Linked DNA regions of Homo sapiens: region 2 is linked to region 1. A link is an interaction called in ENCODE POLR2A ChIA-PET data of the cell type or tissue named here. Cell type or tissue: Panc1. All regions are shown on one strand. Links, peaks and the distances in the headings refer to the core of each region. The heading gives the core; the rest is flanking DNA. Region 1 overlaps SALL4 (spalt like transcription factor 4). Region 2 has its middle 73 kb from the start of LINC01429.

The links. Peaks named below come from ENCODE experiments on the same cell type or tissue, not always from the same donor. Only the 100,000 strongest peaks of a DNase experiment are listed, where the experiment ranks them.
Region 2: POLR2A ChIA-PET joins it to region 1 with 6 read pairs; 6 of 35 experiments call an interaction of 5 or more read pairs at or near these places.

What each region holds. Positions count from the first base shown.
Region 1 is chr20:51,778,637-51,790,108 of GRCh38, forward strand. SALL4 (spalt like transcription factor 4) reads right to left here. Exons shown (of 4, transcript NM_020436.5): 2 at 11,386-11,472; 3 at 10,225-10,505; 4 at 3,695-6,048. The coding sequence ends at 5,629. Among named protein-coding and RNA genes, the nearest start is that of ATP9A, 16 kb to the left of the region's middle. RefSeq lists enhancers at 9,834-10,335, 10,336-10,835, 11,295-11,472. In Panc1, for the core only: no CTCF peak of the experiment used is centred there; no DNase peak of the experiment used is centred there.
Region 2 is chr20:51,930,234-51,942,544 of GRCh38, forward strand. No RefSeq gene overlaps it. Among named protein-coding and RNA genes, the nearest start is that of LINC01429, 73 kb to the left of the region's middle. In Panc1, for the core only: no CTCF peak of the experiment used is centred there; no DNase peak of the experiment used is centred there; H3K27ac peaks cover 3,175 bases.

The sequences.
Region 1 (11,472 bases), core at 3,473-11,472:
TTTCATTCCTCTGCTTTCCTAATAAACTTGCTTTCACTTTATGGACTCATCCTGAATTCTTTCTTACGTGAGATCCAAGAATCCTCTCTTAGGGTCTGGATCCAGACTCCTTACCAGTAACAAAACCACTCCTTGATCCAGACTACAAAATGAATGTTGTGTTAACAGGCATGAAAAACAGTATTAATCTCAGTATTAATCTCCTTGTACATTTCCATCAGAGCTCTTGACAGATGCATTAGATGCATTGTTTTTTTGTTTTTTGAGACGGGAGTCTTCCTCTGTCGCCCAGGCTGGAGTGCAGTGGCGTGATCTCGGCTCACTGCAACCTCCGCCTCCCAGGTTCAAGCAATTCTCCTGCCTCAGCCTCTTGAGTAGCTAGGATTACAGGCGCCCATGACCACGCCCAGCTAATTTTTGTGTTTTTAGTAGAGACAGGGTTTCACCATGTTGGTCAGGCTGGTCTCGAACCCCTGACCTTGTGATCCACCCGCCTCGGCCTCCCAAAGTGCTGGGATTACAGATGTGAGCCACTGCGCCCGGCCTAGATGCATTGTTAATGAGCAGCCATAATTTTTGAAAGAAATCTTTTTTTTTTTTTTTCTGTGCAGTAGGTCTCAACAGTGGGCTTAAAATATTCAGTAAATCATGTGATAAACAGATATGCTAAACTGGGCGCGGTGGCTCACACTTGTAATCCCAAAACTTTGGAAGGCCGAGGCGGGTGGATCACTTGAGGTCAGGAGTTTGAGACCAGCCTGACCAATATGGTGAAACCCCATCTCTACCAAAAATACAAAAGGCAGCAGGTGCCTGTAATCCCAGCTACTCAGGAGGCTGAGGTAAGAGAATCACTTGAACCCAGGAGACAGAGGTTGCAGTGAACTGAGATTGTGCCACTGCACTCCAGCCTGAGTGACACAGAGACTCCATCTCAAAACAAAAATGAGATATGCCATCATCCAGGCTTTGTCATTCCATTTCCAGAGCACATGCAGAGTAGAAATAGCATCATTCTTAAAGGCCCTAAGATTTTCAGAATGGTAAATGAGCATTGCTTTAGCTTAATGTCACCACCTGCATTAGCCCCTAACAGGAGTCACCTTGTCCTTTGAAGCAAGGTGTTTTTTTCCTTTCTAGCTATGAAAGTCCTAGATGGCATCTTCTTCCAATAGAAGACTGTCTTGTCTACTTTGAAAATATGTTGTTTAGTGTAGCTACTGTAGTTATTGTAGCTAGATCTTCTGGATAACTTGCTGTAGCTTCTACATCAGCATTTACTGCCTTACCTTGCTTTTTTTTTTTTGTTTTCTTTGAGACAGAGTTTCACTCTTTTTGCCCAGGCTGGAGTGCGATGGCACAATCTTGGTTCACCACAACCTCCACCTCCCATGTTCAAGTGATTCTCCTGCCTCAGCCTCCCGAGTAGCTGGGATTACAGGCATGCACCTCCAAGCCCAGCTACTTTTGTATTTTTAGTAGAAATGGATTTTTCTCCATGATTGTCAGGCTGGTCTCGAATTCCCAACCTCAGGTGTTCTGCCCCCCTCAGCCTCCCAAAGTGTGAGGATTACAGGTGTGAGCCACCACGCCCAGCTGCATTTTTATATTAGGAAGATGTCTTCTTGGGCCTGGTGCAGTGGCTCATGCCTGTAATCTCAGCACTTTGGGAGGCTGAGGCGGGTGGATCATCTGAGGTTGGAAGTTCGAGACCATCCTGACCAACATGGTGAAACTCCGTCTCTACTAAAAATACAAAAATTAACTGGGTGTGGTGGTGCGCACCTGTAATCCCAGCTACTCGGGAGGCTGAGGCAGGAGAATCACTTCAATGCGGGAGGCAGACGTTAAAAAATTAAGCAGTACTTAATTTTTTTTTTTTGAGACAGAGTCTTGCTCTGTCGCCTAGGCTGGAGTGCAGTGGCGTGATCTCGGTTCACTGCAATCTCTGCCTCCCAGGTTCAAGTGATTCTCCTGTCTCAGTCTCCTCAGTAGCTGGGATTACAGGCGCAATGCCACCATGGCCAGCTACTTTTTTGCATTTTAGTAGGGACAGGGTTTCACTGTGTTGCCCAGGCTGGTCTCGAACTCCTGAGCTCAGGTAATTTGTCCACTTTGGTCTCCCAAAGAGCTAGGATTACAGGCGTGAGCCACTGCGCCTGGCCTATAAACAAATTTAAACAGAGAAAAGGTACAGTAAAAATTAGTATTACAATCTTATGGGACCATGGTTGTATATGCGGTCTCTAACTGACAAAACAAAGTTATGGCCACACTATGCGGGCATAATCTACTTGCATAGGTACAATCACAATCTACCCTTTAGAACTGACTTCAAAGATTAAGGCTGAGAGGAATGATGCACACATATACACACTACACACTGTATTATGGAAAACAGCACACACACACAAAGACAATGATAATCTTTTCCCCAGCTATCCCAAGCAGGAATTTACCCTGGAAGTGAACTCAAGTATAAGAAAAGAAATACCACAAAGGCAATCAAAAACAAAATAAAAAAGTTCACGGGGCCAGGCACAGTGGCTCATGCCTGTAATCCCAGCACTCTAGGAGGCCAAGGCCAGTGGATCATTCGAGGCCAACCTGGGGAACATGATGAGACCATCTCTGCAAAAAAAAAATTAGCTAAGAATGATGGTGTGTGCCTGCTACTCCACAGGCTGAGGTGGAAGGATCACTTGAGTCCAGGAGCTCAAGGCCAGTCAGCTGTGATCATGCCACTACACTGCAGCCTGAGTGATAGGGACGTTTATGGGTAAACACCAGCAGTGTTGTCAATAGATGACTAGACATCATTGTTACGTAATTGCAGTTATTTTAAAAGGATTAGCTGGAATTGGGTTTTACCTTGGAAAGATGTCTGAAATATGTGAGAGGGGAGAAAAAAGGCTGGGCAAGGTGGCTCACGCCTGTAATCCCAGCACTTTGGGAGGCCGAGGCAGATGGATCATTTGAAGTCAGGAGTTCAAGACCAGCCTGGCCAACATGCTGAAACCTCATCTCTACTCAAAATACAAAAATTAGCCAGGTGTGGTGGTGGGCACCTGTAATCCCAAGTAAGGAGGCTGAGGCAGGAGAATCGCTTGAACCTGGGAGGCGGAGGATACAGTAAGCCAAGATCGAGCCACTGCACTCCCTTGAGCCTGGGAGGTCAAGGCTGCAGTAAGCTGAGATCATACCATTGCACTCCAGCCTGGATGAAAGAGTGAGACCCTGTCTTAAAAAAAAGAAAAAAGGCCGGGTACGGTGGCTCACTCCTGTAATCCCAGAACTTTGGGAGACCGAGGTGGGCGGGTCACCTGAGGTCGGGAGTTTGAGACCAGCCTGACCAACATAGTGAAACCCCATCTCTGTTAAAAATACAAAATTAGCCGAGTGTGGTGGCGCATGCCTGTAATCCCAGCTACTCCGGAGGCCGAGGCAGGAGAATTGCTTGAACCTGGGAGGCGAAGGTTATAGTGAGCCGAGACCATGCCATTGCTCTCCAGCCTAGGAAACAAGAGGGAAACTGTCAAAAAAAAAAAAAAAGTGAGGCAAGTATGGACATAGCCAGGTGTGCATCTTTTTGACGCTAGGAACAAGAGTGTCACAAGGCAGCTGAAAGTGATTGTCAAGTAAAGATTCTCAGGTATAGAGCAGAAAGTACCAGAAAAATTTATATACACCTGGGTGAGAAAAAAAAACATTCAAATTTTATTTTCCAACAGACAGACAGCATCAGCAGGTACAACTACAGGGGTTTCTCCGTAGATCATACATTCACAAGGCATTATTAGCTCAACAGTGAGAAAGCCACTGGTGTGTTTTCTGTAACAATATCCACTTCACAGTGTAAACAGGTACTATTATCGTGTTCACTTACAATTCCAGAAGGAAAGGCACAACTTGGCAAAAAAAAAAAAAAAAAAAAAAAAGGGGGGCGGAATCCTAAAGTCAGGTGCAACGATGAAGAGACAACACTTTGGCTAATCGTCTTGGATGCATATTTCCGTCAGGACCTTCCACATAGAGGGGAAAGACTTTTCTCCCAGAAATTAGAGTTTTTTTCTTTCTTTCTTGTTAAACCAAGAGCAATGTTTCGTTTGCTCAATATCACATTTACAAAGGAAACTACAAAAAAAAAAGGCATCACAAAATCATCTTGAACGTTCACCTCTTCCCACCAATACATCAACTCTTAGGCTTTAGACAGGGCCTGGGAATACTTCAGCGGTCTTAAAATAGGAAAATAGACACTATGGCTACAAAAAATAAAAAATAAATGAGGTAGATAAATTAAAGCTTTCACACCCAGGACGTGCCTGTTCTAACTTCGTAGCCTTCATGAAATATTCAGCAAGGAAACAAAACAAAACAAAAAATCGTCATAATTACTTGGCATAAGTCGCACCAAGGAAATTCAACAAAAGCAATCAGTATGTGAACCTGTGATGGGAAACACGCCCTTCCACGAGTTTCTTCTCGAGCATGAAAACCCAGTTCTTCAATAGAGTAGGCACTGGCAAACTAAGTCACCTGAGATTCCCCGCTCAGGTGCCCACCTCTTCTGGGATTTGGGAAGAGGAAGGCATCCAAGAGGTGTGGGGAAAACATTGGCACTCTCGGGGCTCCAACTGAACTGTATTTAAATAAGCAGCAACACACACATTGACTCCCTAAGGACTAACGTAAGTCCATTTGAGGGCCTCCTACTTAAGGTTCTAAGGTTGAAGCAGTTTTATAATTCTACAACCCTAGTTTTTTGTTGTTCCTTTTTTAAGTACATTCAAAAAAAAACAATAAGATGGGGACAGGGTTGGGGCATATAAAACAGGTCCCTAAAGAGATGACAGACCTTGTCCTTTTACCCGTGTCCAGTTACCAGTAAGTATACAGTACCCATCTCCCCTCAATGAGGCTGTGTAGTTGTCTTTTCCACTGTTGTTCAGTAAGTTCCAACGATTCTACCTTGAAATAGGTAACAGTCTTTGGAAAAAGTCACTCTAGGTTGTACAAAGGTTCTATGTATACGTCTGTTACAAGTAACAAAGCTACTTTGCAAGACCCGCTTCTTTCCAAAATTAGAAAAAAAAAAAAAAAGTGCCAGGCGTGGTAGCTCATGCCTGTAATCCCAGCACTTTGGGAGGCCAAGGCGGGTGGATCACGAGGTCAGCAGTTCGAGACCAGCCTGACCAACATGGTGAAACCCAGTCTCTACTCAAAATACAAAATTAGCCGGGCGTGGTGGCACCTGCCTGTAATCCCAGCTACTCTGGAGGCTAAGGCAGGAGAATCACTTGAACCCAGAATGGGGAGGTTGCAGTGAGCCGAGATCATGCCACTGCACTCCAGCCTGGGTGATAGAGCGAGACTCCATCTCAAAAAAAAAGAGTCTGTATTTGTTTTGGTATGCATTTTTTTTTTATTTTTTCAACTTTTTGCAAAGCAGCATAGCAACAATCGTGATTGTAGCACTTGCCTGAGGTTGTGGTCACAACCAACGTAGTAAACATCATTTGCATATCAGTAAGAAAAAGAAAACAGGAGGAGATGAGTTCTTACAAAACAAAGCAGATTCTAGAGATTTCACTGTGTCTGCATTGCTCCTTCCACGCAAGTTCTCCCTTAGCTGACCGCAATCTTGTTTTCTTCCAGGAAGTGAGGAAACTGGTGTTTGGGAACGCCGTCAGTAGCACTTGGTTTTTCCACATCTGCACTGATACCCGACTGGGAGCCATCCATCTTGGAGACAGTGGCGTTATTCACAACGGAGGTGGCCCCCAAGGAAACCGGGAGGGTAGGAACCCCCCCACTCTGGATCACAGAGATCTCATTGGTCTTCACGGCCAGACCGCCATTGAGCATGCTGGTGTACTGGTTCCACACAACAGGGTCCACATTCACTGAAGGGGCCAGGATTTCCTTGGGAAAGATTTCTGAGACTCTTTTTCCGTCCGTACCTAACAGAGCCATGGTGTTCTCGATGGCCAACTTCCTTCCACGGCGGGCTGAGTTATTGTTCGCCCCGTGTGTCATGTAGTGAACCTATGGGAACAGGACAGAAAGGTTTTTACCAAAATAGAGATTTGAAGCTCACTGGCAAGCCAAGAATCAATCTGCATATGGATTTCATTCTACCCAGTGTTTTAACATATAGATGATCCTTGACTTACAGCGGGGTTATGCCCAGATAAACTGATTGAAAGTAGAAAATATTCTTAGTCTAAAATGCATTTAATACCCCTAACTAGCCAAACATCATAGCTCAGTTTAGCCTACCTCAAACACACTCAGAACATTTGCATTAGCTTACAGTTAGGCAAAATCATCTAACGCAAAGCCTATTTTATTTTATACATGAGCACTGAAACAGCTCATGTAGGCCAGGCACGGTGGCTCACGCCTGTAATCCCAGCACTTTGGGAAGCTGAGGTGGGCAGATCACTTGAGGTCAGGAGTTCAAGACCAGCCCGGCCAACATGATGAAACCCTGTCTACTAAAAATACAAAAAGTAGCCAGGCATGGTGGCACATGCCTGTAATCCCAGCTGCTCGCGAGGCTGAGGCACGAGAATCGCTTGAACCTGGGAGGCGGAGGTTGCAGTGAGCCAAGATCATGCCACTGCACTCCAGCCTGGGTGACAAAGCAAGACTCCATCTCAAAAAAAAATAAAAAATAAAAAATTAGCTCATAGCTCATGTGATTGAGCATGTACTGAAAGTGAGAAACAGAATGGTTGTATGGGTGCTCAAAGTCTGATCTCTACTGAATGCCTATCACTTTTGTATCATCGTAAATCAAACCATCTTAAGTCAGGGACTGTCTGCACTTTATATTTAGAAAATCAGATTTCTTATATCACCTAACAAACATTCCTCCCCAGAGCAACCAAGATGGGGCTTATAGTCTCCAACTGTCTCTGCTCCACCAATCATGGGTGTACCTATGTGAAAACCTACTATATCCTGGGCATTGATCCAAGTGCCAGGGTTAACATTTTTTTTTGAGTCCTTTTTTTTTTGAGACGGAGTCTCGCTCTGTCGCCCAGGCTGGAGTGCAGTGGCGCAATCTCGGCTCGCTGCAACCTCCGCCTCCCGGGTTCAAGCGATTCTCCTGCCTCAGCCTCCTGAATAGCTGGGACTACAGGCACGCGCCACCATGCCCGGCTAATTTTTGTATTTTTAGTAGAGACGGGGTTTCACCATGTTGGCCAGGATGGTCTTGATCTCGTGACCTCGTGGTCCGCCTGCCTCGGCCTCCCAAAGTGCTGGAATTACAGGCGTGAGCCACCACGTCCGGCCTTTTTTTTGAGTCTTAATCTGTCACCCAGGCTACAGTGCAGTGGCACAGCTCACTGCAGCCTCAACCTCCAAGGCTCAAGCAACCCACCCACCTCAGCTTCCTGAGTACCTGGGACTACAGGTGCACACCACCATGCCCAGCTAATTGTTTTTTTTTTTTTTTGAGACAGAGTCTCGCTCTGTCGCCCAGGCTGGAGTACGGTGGAATGATCTTGGCTCAATGCAAGCTCCACCTCCCGGGTTCACACCATTCTCCTGCCTCAGCCTCCCGAGTAGCTGGGACTACAGGCGCCCACCGCCACCACGCCCGGCTAATTTTTTCTATTTTGTTTTTAGTAGAGACAGGGTTTCATCGTGTTAGCCAGGATGGTCAGGATCTCCTGACCTTGTGATCCGCCCACCTCGGCCTCCCAAAGTGCTGGGATTACAGGCGTGAGCCACTGCACCTGGCCGGCTAATTTATTTTTATTTGTAGAGACTGGATCTCCTTATGTTGCTCAAGCTGGTCTCGAACTCCTGGCCTCAAGCAATCCTCCCACCTTGTCCTCCCAAAGTGCTGGGATTACAGGCATGAGCCACTGCACCCAGCCTAGAGTTAACATTTTTAAAATGCACAAACCTACGCAGGTAATAAAACTGTAGAGTGCACAACATGCACACCTGAGTACAAGTAAAATGGGAAAATCTGAATGTTGATTGTAACAATGTCAATATCTTGATTATGCTACAATGTTGATACTACCGTTTTGCAAAGTGCTACCAATGGGGAAAACTGGGCAAAGCATACAAGGATGTCTCTGTATTACTTTTCAAAAGTCCAGTGAAAATCTATACTTATTTAAGTAAAAATTTCAGTTAAAAACAATTTGTGGGCAGGGCACAGTGGCTCACGCCTATAATCCCATTACTTTGGGAGGCTGAGGCAGGCAGATCACCTGAGGTCAGGAGTTTGAGACGAGCCTGGCCAACATGGTGAAACCCCATCTCTACTAAAAATACAAACAGTAGCCGGGTATGGTGGCACACGCCTGAAGTCCCAGCTACTCAGGAGGCTGAGGCAGGAGAATCGCTTGAACCCAGGAGGCGGAGGTTGCAGTGAGTCAAGATGGCACCACTGCACTCCAGCCTGGGCAACAAGAGCAAAACTGTCTCAGAAACAAACAAACAAACAAAACAAACCAAAACAAAACAAATTTTGGGGCAGGACGCAGTGGCTCACACCTACAATCCAGGACTTTGGGAGGTCAGAGCAGGTGGATCACCTGAGGTCTGGAGTTCGAGATCAGCGTGGCCAACATCGTGAAACCTCGACTCTACTAAAAATATACAAAAATTAGCCGGGCATGATGGCGGGCGCCTGTAATTCCAGCCACTCAAGAGGCTGAGGCAGGAGAATTGCTTGAACCCGGGAGGCAGAGGTTGCAATGAGCCGAGATTGCACCGTTGCACTCCAGCCTGGGTGACAGAGCAAAACGACCATTCCCTGATGCAGCTGACATCTAAATATAGAGAACATCAATGTCTCTAATAATTGCTACAGAGAAAAATGTATCTGGCTGGGAAAGCTACAGAAGGCCATGGTGGGAATAGGATGCTATTTAATCTAAGGTGGTAGGCAAGGCTTCTGCTGAAGAAGGGACCTTACTAGCACCTGGCTGCTTTCTTTAATTATTTTTCCTGTCTGGCTTTCAAGTTTTGAAATCCTTTTCAGCTTCTTTTTTTTTTATTTATATGAATTTAATTTTTGTAGAGATGGCATCTTGCTATGTTGCCCAGGCTGGTCTTCAACTCCTGGGGTCAAGTGATCCTCGCACCACCACCTCCCAAAGTGCTGAGAGTACAGGCATGAGCCACTGCGTCCGGCCCTTTTCAGCTTCTTAAGAGTTTAAAACTCTTAAGAGACAGGGTCTTACTCTCTTGCCCAGGCTGGAGTGCAGTGGTGTGATCACAGCTCACAGAAGCCTCGACCTCCCAGGTTCAAGTGATCCTCCCACTTCAGCCTCCCAAGTAGCTGGGCCTACAGGCGCATGCCACCACGCCCATCTAATTTTTATTTTTATTTTGTAGTGACAGGGTCTCCTTATGTTACCCAGGCTGGTCTCAAACTCCTGGGCTCAAGCAATCCACCTGCCTTGGCCTCTCAAAGTACTCAGATTATGGGTGCTGAGCCACTGCACCCAGGTAGTATTTCTAATTTTTAAAATTAAAATGTAAACATTTTAATTTTTTTAAGAGACAAGGTCTCACTTTGTTTTCTAAGCTGGAGTGCAGTGGCATGATCACAGATCACTGCAGCCTTGATCTCTCAGGCTCAAGTGGTCCTCCCACTTCAGCTTCCCAATTGGCGGGGACCCAAGCATGCAACACCATGCCCAACTAATTTGTGTGTGTGTGTGTGTGTGTGTGTGTGTGTGTGTAAAGACGTTGTCTCCCTATGTTGCCAGGCTGGTCTCAAACTCCTGGACTCAGCTGGGTGCAGTGGCTCATGCCTGTAATCCCAGCACTTTGGGAGGCCGAGGCAGGCGGATCACGAGATCAGGAGATCGAGACCATCCTGGCTAACGCGGTGAAACCCCACCTCTACTAAAAATACAAAAAAATTAGCCGGCCATGGTGGCGGACGCCTGTAGTCCCAGCTACTCAGGAGGCTGAGGCAGGAGAATGGCATGAACCCGGGAGGAGGAGCTTGCAGTGAGCTTGAGCTTGAGATGGCGCCACTGCACTCCAGTCTGGGCGACAGAGTGAGACTCCGTCTCAAAAATAAATAAATAAATAAACAAACTCCTGGACTCAAGCAATCCTCCCACCTCGGCCTCCCAAAGGAGGAATGGAAGGATGGAAGAACTCATCACGGCTTGTGCCAATAAGAAGACACCTGGTGCCTAGCCCCCATCCTGCTGAAAGCCCACACAAACCCACCTTTAAGTTGCCTTTGGTGGTAAAAGCTCGCCCACAAATGTTGCACACAAAAGGCTTCTCTCCAGTGTGAGTCCGCTCGTGGATCTGAAGAGCGCTAGCAGACGAGAAGTTCTTCCCACACCGTGTGCAGCCATGTTGCTTGGCCTGTCGGCGTGGCTGGGCTGCTAACAAAGGGGTCATCCCTGGGGACAATGTCGAGGGTCCCACAAATGTGCCAGGAACTTCAACCTTGACATAGGTCGGCGGGGCTCGGATAAACGTGGAAGGGAGACTGCTCCGACCTAGTACACAGAGGGGAAAAAAGCCAGACCTTTATCATCCAACCTTCATTCTTTCTCTTCAAAGCAAAAGAGATCTTTAAAAATAACTGCCTGCTAGTTTGAGAGTCTGGAGCTGGCTTTGTAAGTAATTAACACCTTCCCCTTTGAATTGTTTATCTGCACAAAGAATAAAGCTTCAAATGCTTGGGAAAAGGTATCACTTTGGGTTTTTTTTTTTTAAAGGCATGGGCAACATATAAACACATATGTAATTTAAGTTCAAATTTCTGCATAAGAAACTACCTTTAAAGCATATGCCCAGACACCATCTTTCTTTGATTCTTTGATACAGCTTTTCCCTTATTTTACCATTAATGACATCAACAAACCTCTCAATAGATATGTGCATTTAAAATGGGTTCATCTTTCCCTGCTTCAAGAGTGGCTAATTTGTGAACATTACATCAGGCAGTGGGGCCTCAGAGTCAGGGAACCACGGCTTATTTCAGTGGTCAAAAAGCAGTGGCCACTTCCTCAAACATACTCTTAAGACACCCATATACAGAATCATAGTGTGGAGAAACAAAAAGAAAAAAACTATAACAAAATAGAACGACTACCCACCCCTATGTCCCAAGGGGCTCAAAGACAAAAATAAAAACCAACAAAAAAGGTATGCTGTCCATACCCATTTTGCATTAACCATCATAAATTAAAAGCATGTTCGTTACTAGGATAGAGGCAGTTACTATTGCCCTCTACCCAGAAGTAAAGAAAAGCTAATTGCCCTATAGAAGGGGCTGCTTCAAGTCATACTCTCCGTTTGTAAAGTTCAACCCAGGCTCCTTTTTGATGACCTTGAGCCCAAAATGGACATAAGTTAAATCCAAAGCTCTATCACCTTCCATCTCAGTGCGGCTGTTCTCGGAGCTCTCTGCTTTGCTCCCAGCATCGGGAGACTTTGACTTGATGCTTTCGGCTTGACTAT
Region 2 (12,311 bases), core at 2,523-10,522, 150 kb after region 1:
AGTCGTTCACGCCACAAATATTTATTGAGCATCAACTATGTGCCACACATAGTTCTAAGTAGCAGAGAAACAATAGACAACAGTCTCCCACTCTTCTGCTGCCTTTTGGTACTGACAGGACCCTTGTGATTACATTGGGCCCACTCAGAACATCCAAGATAATCCCTATATTTTAAGGTCAGCTGATTAACAACCTTAATTCTATTTGCTTCCTTAATTTCCCTTTGCCACGTAATATAACATATTTATAGTTGCCAGTGATTAGGATGTACACAATCTCTAGGGGGCCACTATTCTGTCTACCCCACTCGCTATTTTGATAGCCTATAGACACAGCTGTGTCTCCACATCCCATAATTGTGGATTCTTTACAGATATTATTTTATGTAGTCTCATAAGGATCCTAAAACGTGTATGCCATGATCTCAACTTTGCATATGAAGAGCATGAGGCTCAGAGAAGTAAACTGAGTTTCCCAGGATCACACAGATACAGTGTCAGGGTTGGGGATTAAGCCCAAGTCTGTGGGGCCCCAAAGTCTGTGAGTTTCCAGCAGGCTAAGCTTGGCTACGTCATGTTTGCAGAATGATCTCTTCCATGTACTGGCTGCACTAGAACAGACAGACACCTCAGTTAATTCAATGGCTCAGCCACGTGGACTTAACTTGTGGAGAAAAGTATAAAGGCAGGGCAACCCTCTGGAGACCTCAGTTCAAATCCCACCTCAGGGAAATGACATCAGCTCTTTGGGCCTCAGCCAGCTTCTCATGGGGATGCTAAATCATCCAGGAAAGCTCTGAGTCATTTGTACAAGAAAGATTTTAAGCTCCTCTATGTGCCAGACTCCATTCTAGAAATTTCCACAACGCTCCATAAAAGCAGGATAAAAATCACTCCTTTTTATTTGAACCATGCAGATAATTTTGCCATCAAGTTATGTTCATGATAAAAACCATGGCCAAAGCTACCACGGCTTTACTGTGTGCCAGGGACCCAGCTCTGGGCTTTGCAAATATGGACAGTTCTGAATCACGATTCACTCTAATAGCTGGACTTCAAAAGAAACAGCAAACTTCATTCCCCTTATTCAAGTGTGGATATTCCCTTAATGAAATCCCAAATTAAGATCCAAATAGCTGGTGATCATAAGAAGAACCACCATCCTTACTGTGGGGCGAGAGGTTTCTGGCGGGACACTAATTCTCCTCATTTCCCTTCCTGGAGTTAAGCCTTTGATCTTTCAGTTCACAGATGACAGGGCTGCCTACCAATCACCAGGAATTGCTGAAGTGCCTTTCTGTCTTGCTGAGTACGAAGGTGTGCAGACACTCAGAGCCGCCTTGCTCACGATCCGATTTTATGAGCATTGAACTGTGGGTTTGGAAGCAGATTGATCTGCTTTTTTGAAGTCAAAGCTGTTTGCCTTTGCTGTGTACTCATTGGAAAGGGAGAAAGGGAGCTAGGAATGTTGATAATTGAGTGTTTTTTTCTGGGGAATGACTCCTGCCTAAAATCTAGGAAGCCCCTCCTTGTGCGAGGAAGTCATTGCTGGGACTCACCATTTGGTGTGTGGGTTGCTTCTCAGGATGAATTTTATGACAACAACAACAGTAACAACAACTGATTTTTAGAAGTTTGGGGAACTTGATAACTAAGTGAAGATGAGAGGAAAAAGCTGAGATTTGTGTCCAGCAAATAGCTTTTCCGTGATTTTTGGAAAACAATCTCAGTCTTTTAGTCTAGCCTCTACATTTGGTGGTGATGGGAGGGACAGCTAGCATGAAAAGCTATTAACTCAAGAGCACTTAGAAAATGAATTTTAAGGCCAGGCGCAGTGGCTCACACCTGTAATCCCAGCACTTTGGGAGGCCAAGGTGGGCGGATCATGAGGTCAGGAGTTCGAGACCAGCCTGGCCAATATGGCGAAACCCCGTCTCTACTAAAAATACAAAAATTAGCTGTGGCAGCGCACGCCTGTAGTCCCAGCTACTCGGGAGGCTGAGGCAGGAGAAACTCGGGAGGAGGAGGTTGCAGTGGGCCAAGATTGCGCCACTGCACTCCAGCTTGGGCAACAGAGCAAGACTCTGTCGCAAAAAATAAAAATAAAAATACAAAAATTAGCCGGGCGTCGTGGTGCATGCCTGTAATCCCAGCTACCCAGGAGGCTGAGGCAGGAGAATCGCTGGAACCTGGGAGGCGGAGGCTGCAGTGAGCCGAGATTGCACCACTGCACTCCAGCCTGGGTGACAGAGTCAGACCTGTCTCAAAAAAAAAAAAAAAAAAGAAAGAAAAATCTAGGCTGGGCACGGTGGCTCATGCCTGTAATCCCAGCACTTTGGGAGGCCGAGGCGGGTGGATCACGAGGTTAGGAGATTGAGACCATTCTGGCTAACACGGTGAAACCCCGTCTCTACTACAAATACAAAAAAATTAGCCAGTCATGGTGGCGGGTGCCTGTAGTCCCAGCTACTCGGGAGGCTGAGGCAGAGGAATGGCGTGAACCCAGGAGGTGGAGCTTGCAGTGAGCCGAGATCGCGCCACTGCACTCCAGCCTGTGACAGAGAGAGACTCCGTCTCAAAAAAAAAGAAAAATCTGGAAACAATCTGTTCATTAATAAGTCCATCGTTAATTAGTTGACTTCTTAGTTCTTCAATATCCCCATCTGTAGAACAAAGATATTCAGAATACTTATTGGCTGATGATGAGGACTAAACTAGTTAATGTGCAGACAGCGTTTAGAACAAGGCTGGCACAGAGTAAGTTCTCAATACTCTTTGCTATTATATATTATTACAACTCGATATTAGAAATGAACATAAAAAAAGACTAAAGTTGATCTATATGTGCTGAAATGTTCGTATTTATGGTTAAGGAAAAAACCCAATAAATGGCAGAATATGTTGAATATGGTTGATCACATTTGTGCTTTTCAAGCAAGGCTGTGCCTGTGACTTGTATTTACTATGTAGGTTTATTTGTATATAGAACATTTCAGGAAGGATACACAAAAATTGGTGGTTATAAAGGAATTTCTGTCTAGACTCTAGAGAGTTAATGTTAAAACACAGCAATCTGTCTACATTCTTTCAAAAGACATCTGTCGACTGCCAACAATTCTAATTTATGGTTTATGGCACATATAGAAATGGAGCAATTTGAGTCACAACTGTCTAATATGGCTTTGTTTGAAACTAGTGGGTACGATTAATCTATGATTTGAACTAGTGACAAAAAGCACTCATAATATATGTTTTAAGAAAAAAGCCATATGGCTCTGCTGGCCGAAAACCTTTTTTATTTTTTTTTGGAGACAGAGTCTCGCTCTGTCGCCCAGGCTGGAGTGCAGTAGCAGTGTCGGCTCACTGCAATCTCCGCCTCCTGGGTTTAAGTAATTCTTGTGCTTCAGCCTGTCGAGTAGCTGGGACTACAGGCATGTGTCACCGTGCCCAGCTAATTTTTTATTTCTATTTTTTGTATTTTAGTAGAGATGGGATTTCACCATGTTGCCCAGGCTGGTCTCCTACACCTGAGCTCAGGCAATCTGCTCACCTCTTCCTCCCAAAGTGTTGGGATTACAGGCGTGAGCCACCTTACCCGATTGGAAAACCATTAATTTTGAAAATGATTGCTATCAATAAAGTGTCGCTTTTTGGAATAAAAAGCTATGAAACCTCCTGGCTTCGTTTTAAATTATCTTCGGAGTCAAATACTAGAAACAAATTAATGGCAGAAATTCAGGGAAATATTTTGGCATCAGATTCTATAGGATTAATTAAAAGTTGATATCAGGCAGTTATTGCTTAAATGTCATTTTTTATGCAAACAACATAATTGCAAAAATGAGCAGAGCCTTATGTTTGATTTTCTCTGCACATACTGTCATTCAGGTTCATACTTGTCGAGCATTCATCCATGCTTACTAAATATTTTTTAATTGTGTAAAACCTGGGTCATTTTACAGATCTGTTTCTGGGTCTGAGTGGTTAGTATGTCGCCATAGATCTTTCTCTCCCTGACCAAATTCTGCTACTTTTCTGAAATGTCTTTTAAATGTTGTTCATTGCAAGGTTATTATCTTTAATGAAAAAATGCCTGCTGAGCGGACTACAAACCATTTGGTTCCCTCCTGTCAGGGGAGGAAAAGAATAACATTGAACAAGGCTGAAGGTTTTTATTATCACATCGTAAATGAGCAAATGGCATCTGTCAATACAAAGTGACTCAGAGGTGCATGGAAAAAGAAGTTGTATGGGGAGGCTGTCGAGTGACAACACGGATTTTTATTAACCTCCTGGTCCAGCATCTCTTTTCCTATTTTATTTTGCCTCATTCACTTTGCAACATAATAACGCTATAAAAACACTCAAACAGGAAGCTGATCACCATTAAAAACTGCAGGACCGCCTTGCTACTGAGCAACAGCAAAGAGTTTGGATCATAGACTATCTTCAGGGTTTTATACTTAAGTGTGCCGACGTGGGTGTATTTTCACATGCAGCCCCTGCCTGCTTTGGGTCTTTTTGAGAAGATATTTCTTTCCAAGAATAACACAGCCTGTTTGCCTAAGTGTTAATTCTCACAAAGTTTTCATATTTGGGTCATAAACATCCTTCACGACACTGGTAAAATGGCCAAGGTGTTTATGGGCTGCAAGAAATGTTTATGCCAATGCATAAAGGCAGAAATGGAACCGTTCACATCAGACCTGAAATGAGCTGCCCTGGAGTGGGGGAAGGGGAGCCAGAAGCCCACCCCCTACCCCCAACGACCCCCCAATGATTTCGCTGGAAGTTGTTAAGGTGGATGTCTCATAAAAATGTTTTGTAAATGTTAACAGCGATTCAAGCTTAAGCAGGTGTGGGGGCAGTGAACCCTGGGAGGACAATGGGAAGAGGGACCGGAAGTCCTGCCCACTCTGAGGGGAAGCAAGTGCTTTCCCTTATGCCCAGGGCAGGGCATGGAGGAGGCCTGGGCACAGAGTGCCAGAAAATGCCAAGGCTCAAGTTCTGAAATTCTGACAGTTGGGGCCCACCACGTTGTTCAATGAAATTTAAAGGCTGGGTATGAATTGGGTGATGACTTCCATGAGAAGTCAATAGCTACAGTGCAGATGTTTTAGTGTCCTAAAGACAGTGACAATATGGTAGATCTAAATATGTTTTGACACAGAAAGATTTCCACAATTTTTTTTTTAAATAGAGACGGGGATTTGCTATGTTGACCAGGTGGTCTCGAACTCCTGGCCTCAAGCAGCCCTCCTCCCTTGGCCTCCCAAAGTGCTGAGATTACAGGCATGAGCCACTACGCCTGGCCTCTTCCACAATTTTTTTTTTTTTTTTGAGACGGAGTCTCGCTCTGTTGCCCAGGCTGGGGTGCAGTGGTGCTATCTCGGCTGACTGCAAGCTCTGTCTCCCGGGTTCACACCATTCTCCTGCCTCAGTCTCCCGAGTAGCTGGGTGTCAGGCACCCGACACCACGCCCGACTAATTTTTTTTTTTTTTTGTATTTTTAGTAGAGATGGAGTTTCACTGTGTTAGCCAGGATGGTCTCGATCTCCTGACCTCATGATCCACCCGCCTCGGCCTCCCAAAGTTCTGGGATTACAGGCGTGAACCACCGCACCTGGCCCACAATTTTTTTTTTAAAGCAAATTTTAGCCAGGCACAGTAGCTATATTCCTCAGCTACTCAGGAGGCTGAGATGGGAGGATTGCTTTAGCCCAGAAGTTGGAAGCCAGTCTGGGCAACATAGCAAGACCTCATCTCAAAAAATAAAAAATTTCCAGCTTAGAAGATCCTTTATTGTTGTTTTAAAAAATAGCATCTACACAGAGAAAATAACCTGGGGAAAACAGCCCAAACATCACAATGGGTTTGAATGTTCTCTACTTTGTATTTCTGTGTTAATTGTTTTTTTTTTAGAGGTTATGTAGAGATAAAATGTCATAGATCTATGTGTAAGGACATTAAAAAACAAAAGTGCGGCCAGGCGCGGTGGCTCACGCTTGTAATCCCAGCACTTTGGGAGGCCGAGGAGGGTGGATCATGAGGTCAGGAGTTCGAGACCAGCCTGGCCAGCATGGTGAAGCCCCGTCTCTACTGAAAATACAAACGATTAACCAGGCGTGGTGGTGTGCACCTGTAGTCCCAGCTACTCAGGAGGCTGAGGCAGGAGAATTGCTTGAATCCAGCAGGTGGAGGTTGCAGTGAGCTGAGATCGTGCCACTGCATTCCAGCCTGAGTGACAGAGCAAGACTCATCTCAAAAAAAAAAAAAAAAAAAGGTGAGTGCATCCGATTATGGCCTGTAGCCTTGTTGACTGTATTGTGTCATTGTCTGTTGCCTGGTTTTGATAATGTCACTGTGGAGAGCAGCTGGGTGATGAGTAAATAGGACTTACTGTACTATTTTTACATTTCTGTGATCTAAAAATTACTTCAAAATAAAAAGTTACAATAGGGCATCTATTAGTTTGTAAGTGAAATAATAAAGAAAAACAAAGTAAAGTGAGTCATAAAATAGATGCCCACAACATATTGTTGAAATTTAAAGATGCAGATGGCAGAGCAGAATGCCTACACAAAACATACCCAGCAAAATGGTGCACAAATATGCTCAGAGAAGTGTATGGTTGGAGGTTGCCAAATCTAATAGTGGTGATCAGTAGACGGAAGTGTCCACTTTTTGGGGGTAACTTTTTTTTTTTTCTTGAGACAAGGTATGGCTCTGTCACCTAGGCTGGAGTGCAGTGGCAAAATCACGCCTCACTGTAACCTCTGCTTCCTGGGCTCAAGCGATCCTCCTGCCTCAGCCTCCTGAGTAGCTGGGAATACAGGAGCCCACCACCATGCCCAGCTAATTTTTGTATTTTTAGTAGAGACAGAGTTTCACCATGTTGGTCAGGCTGGTCTCGAACTCCTGACCTCAAGTGATCCGCCTGCCTTGGTCTCCCAAAGTACTGGGATTACAGGAGTGAGCCACTGGGCCTAACCATGCATTTAAAAAAATTTTTTTTAAATTTGTTTTGAGATAGGGTCTCACTCCACTGCCTAGGCTGAAGTGCAGCAGTGGTACTTAAATTTTTTTTTTTCTTTTTTTTTTTTTTTTGACACAGAGTCTTGCTCTGTCACCCAGGCTGGAGTGCAATGGCACCATCTCGGCTCACTGCAACCTCCACCTCCAGGATTCTAAGCGATTCTCTTGCCTCAGCCTCCCAAGTAGCTGGGATTACAGGCATGTGCCACCACGCCCAGCTAATTTTTGTATTTTTAGTAGAGACGGGGTTTTGTCATGTTGGCCAGGCTGGTCTTGAACTCCTGACCTCAGGTGATCCACCTGCCTCAGCCTCCCAAAGTGCTGGGATTATAGGCGTGAGCCACCGCACCTGGCCCTTAATTTTCTTTCTTTTTTTTTTTTTTGAGATGGAATCTCACTCCATCGCCCAGGCTGGAGTGCAGTGGCGCGATCTCAGCTCACTGCAACCTCCGCCTCCTGGGTTCGAGTGATTCTCCTGCCTCAGCCTCCAGAGTAGCTGGGATTACAGGTGACTGCCACCACGCCCAGCTAATTTTTGTATTTTTAGTAGAGTCGGGGTTTCACCGTGTTGGCCAGGCTGGTCTCGAATTCCTGACCTTGTGATCTGCCTACCTCGGTCTCCCAAAGTGCTAGAATTACAAGTGTGAGCCACTGCGCCCAGTAATTTCTTTTTTAAAGAAATTATGACTATACAAATGCATAGTCAGCTTTTTAAAAAAATTAATTACATGTATAAATACGTGTGTATGTGTATAGTTAAACCTCCGAATAGCACAAAGTGTGTCCAATAACAAATACTGTTAAACACATCAGCTAGTTTCTTTTTAATAAAGGGAAATGTCATCATTAATAAACTGGAAATCTCTTTGGCAGCTCTTCCAAATTCTACTTTCCATCTTCCCTCTTCAGAGACAACCATTATCAAGACGGTATGTGTACCTTTCAATCTGTTCCTTATATTTTATCATGCATATAAGAATTCAGGCAGGGCGAGGTGGCTCATGCCTGAAATCCCACCACTTTGGGAGGCTGAGGCGGGTGGATCACAAGGTCAGGAGATCGAGACCATCCTGGCTAACACAGTGAAACCCCGTCTCTACTCAAAATACAAAAACAAAATTAGCCGGGTATGGTGGCGGGTGCCTGTAGTCCCAGCTACTTGGGAGGCTGAGGCAAGAGAATGGCGTGAGCCCAGGAGGTGGAGGTTGCAGTGAGCCGAGATCACACCACTGCACTCCAGCCTGGGTGACAGAGAGAGACTCTGTCTCAATAACAACAACAAAAAAAGAATTCAAATTAATTCATACTTTTTTTTAATTGTATGATTGGTATTTTACATATCGTTCTTCAACTTGCTTTCCAAATTTGCCATTATATTTTTGGGATCTATTCATGTTGATTCATACATCTCCTGTTCAGAGCTGTTTTTCTATAAAGGGCCAGAGTAAATATTTTGGGCTTTGTGAGCCATAGGGTCCCTGTTCACTCTGCCACACCCTAATGCTATAGCTGAGAGGTAGTCATAGCAGTACGTAAATGAATGATGTGGCTGTGTTCCAGTAAAATTGAACACTAAAATTTGATTTTCATAGAATTTTACATATTATGAATATTCTTCTTTCGTCCTTTTAAAATTATTCAAAAATGTAAACATCATTCTTAGCCCATGAGCTGTACAAAATCAGGCAATGGGTCACTTTTGGCTCACTGTTTGCTGACCCCTGCTCTAGTGCATTAATCTGAACAGCTGTAGAGGGTTCCACTATGTCTATACCCATTTCATGTGTCCATTCCCCTACAGAGAGATATTTAGGTTGTTTCCTTTTTTATTGCTGTTGCGAAATGGAGCCCTTAAGCAAGTCTTCTTATATCATGTGTCCTATTTAATAGAAACAATAAATGCATTTCATGAATGAGTGAAAAGGCAATATTGCGTCAATACCATCTGTGACCTTTTGAAAAATAGATGCTTGCCAAAGATGCCTATGGAAGAATTGGCACAAGAATTAATGCTTTTAAAAAGCTCCAGATGAATTAAATTATTGCCCACAGTACTTACATTTTCTTCCTCTCTAGCAAGTGTTTAGGGGCTCAATTTAATGAGATTTGGGTGCGGTAGGAGTGCTGGCTCTGAGCCGGTGCCAGCAGTAGATGGCGGTTGATCATAGTGCTAAGTGCTTTAAATCCAAGTCTCACCACAGCCCTGTAGAATCAGGGCTGTTTTTTAGCCCCATTTTTCAGATGAGCAAGATCGACGGGCAGGAGTAGAAGTCTCAGTGGCTAAGTATGGCAGGAAAGAGAAACGGGATACAGAAGTTTACAACGCCTGGTAGAGCAAGAGGCTCTCATGAAATTATACGGACTGTGGTCGGTTGAATAATGGTCCCCAAAGATATCCGTGCCCTAGTCGCTGAAACCTGTGAATATTTTACACAGTCAAAGGGACTTTGCAGATACGATTAAAGCTTTTTTTTTTTTTTTTTTGAGATGGACTCTCTCTCTGTCGCCTAGGCTGGAGTGCAGTGGCCTGATCTCGGCTCACTGAAACCTCAGCCGCCTGAGTTGAAGCGATTCTCCTGCCTCAGCCTCTCGAGTAGCTGGGATTACAAGTGTGCGCCACCACGCCTGGCTAATTTTTGTATTTTTAGTAGAGACGGGGTTTTACCATATTGGCGAGGCTGGTCTGGAACTCCTGACCTCAAATGATCCACCCACTTCGGTCTCCCAAAGTGCTGGGATTATAGTTGTGAGCCACCACACCCAGCCAAATTAAGGCTCTTAAAATGGAAAGATCATCCTGGATTATACGGGTGGACCCAAGGTAATCAAAAGTACTTACTTATAAGAGGGAGGCGGCAGGTAAGTCAAAGGAGGAGAGAGGGGATGCACCAGCAGAAGGAGCGGTCGGGTGATGTGAGAAGGGTTTCAGGAGCAAGGGATGCAGCCGGAAAGCCAGGAGAGGGAAAGGAAGTAGACTTTCCATTCCAGACTCCCCAAGGAACCAGCCCTGCCAACACCTTGACATGCATCCCGTGAGACTAATTTAGGACTTCTGCCCTCCAGAACTGTAAGAATAAATTTGTGGGCCGGGCGCGGTGGCTCACGCCTGTAGTCTCCGCACTTTGGGAGGCCGAGGTGGGCGGATCATGAGGTCAGGAGATCGAGACCATCCTCGCTAACACGGTGAAACCCCGTCTCTACTAAAAACACACACAAAAAAAGTTAGCCTGGCGTGGTGTTGGGCGCCTGTAGTCCCAGCTACTTGGGAGGCCGAGGCAGGAGAATAGCGTGAACCCGGGAGGTGGCGGAGCTTGCAGTGAGCGGAGATCGCGCCTGCACTCCAGCCTCCGTCTCAAAATAAATAAACAAATAAATTTGTTTTGTTAGCGCCTCAGATTTTTTTTTTTAATTTTTTTGAGAGGGAGTCTTGCTCTGTCGCCCAGGCTGGAGTGCAGTGGCATGATCTCGGCTCACTGCAAGCTCCGCCACCTCCCAGGTTCACGCCATTCTCCTGCCTCAGCCTCCTGAGTAGCTGGGACTACAGGCGTCCGCCACCACGCCCGGCTAATTTTTTTTTGTATTTTTAATAGAGACAGGGTTTCACCGTGTTTGCCAGGATGGTCTCGATCTGTTGACCTCGTGATCTGCCCGCCTCGGCCTCCCAAAGTGCTGGGATTACAGGCATGAGCCACCGCGCCCGGCCAGCCCCTCAGTTTTAAGTTCGTGGTAATGTTACAGCAGCAAGAGGGAATTAACGCAGGGCCTGTGAGTGAGTTAGGGAGAAAAGTGAAAGGGGACTTTAATAAACAGTGCTACTGGGCTGGGGTTGGTGGCTCATACCTGTAATTCCAGCACTTTGGGAGGTCGAGGCAGGAGGCTTGCTTGGGCCCAGCAGTTCAAGACCAGCCTGGGTAACATAGTGGGCGGGACCCCTGTCGCTGCAAAAACTTATTTAAAAATTAGCTGGGTGTGGTGGCACGTACATATAGTCCCAGTTACTTGGGAGGCTGAGGTGGGAGGATTGTTTGATCGCAGGAGTTCAAGGCTGCAGTGAGCTATGATTGTACCACTGCACTCCAGCCTGGGTGACAGTGCAAGATCTCATCCATAAAAATAAAACAATAAAAATAGTGCTAATCACTTTAAATGGACTCCTCTTAATTTTTTTTAGATAGAGGAAAAAATCAGAATTCCTTCTGTTGCTTGATTGTGCTTCCTTAAATAAGTCTCCTTGCATTGCCTGGGCTGCATAGAGCCACTGTTTTGTTTTCAGATTTTGCAATTGTTCGTGGACTGTGACTGTGAGAACAGAGTTGCTGAATCCACTCACAGAATGGGAAACTATGACACAGGCAGATCCATGCTTCCCTAAGGAACCAGAGTCTGAAGCTGTGTTCATTCACATCATGAGATCTCACCCTCGGCCGGGCACGGTGGCTCATGCCTATAATATCAGCACTTTGGGAGCCCGAGGCAGATGGATCACCTGAGGTCAGGAGTTTGAGACCAGCTTGGCCAACTTGGGGAGACCTTGTCTCTACTGAAAATACAAAGATTAGCTGGGTGTGGTGGCATGTGCCTGTGGTCCCAGCTACTCAGGAGGCTGATGCAGGAGGATCGCTTAAACCTGGGAGGCAGAGGTTGCAGTGAGTTGAGATCTCGTCACTGTACTCCAGCCTGGGCAACAGCCTGGGCAAAAGAAAAAAAAAAAAAGGAAAAACAGAAATCTCACCTTCACTGTTATGTTAATGAATACAGAGTCCAACTTATAGTCTGTAGTGAGACAAGAACAAAAATTGGGAAATTGTGTAGGTAGAATATGGCAAAAGTACAATATAAATGGAACATAAATATAAATATGTATAGTTACTTCTTTTTAAAAAAAATTTTACACAAATAACTCTTCTAGACAAATTTTAAAATACAGATTTTAAAAAAGAAAAATAAATGTTCTTGTTACAATATAGAACAGATAACTACTGTTGGCCTAAATACACAAGTATTTTCACAAAAAATGATCATACTGCATAAACCATCTTGTGACTACTTGGTGTTCTAAATCACCATGTACATCTTTCCATGCCAATAAGCACGTTTTCTTTCTTTTTTGTTGTTTGAGATGGAGTCTCACTATGTCGCCCAGGCTGGAGTGCAGTGGCACGATCTCAGCTCACTGCAACCAACCTCCGCCTCCATGTTCAAGCCATTCTCCTGCCTCAGCCTCCCAAGTAGCTGGGATTCCAGGCATATGCCACCACGCCCAGAAAATATCTTTT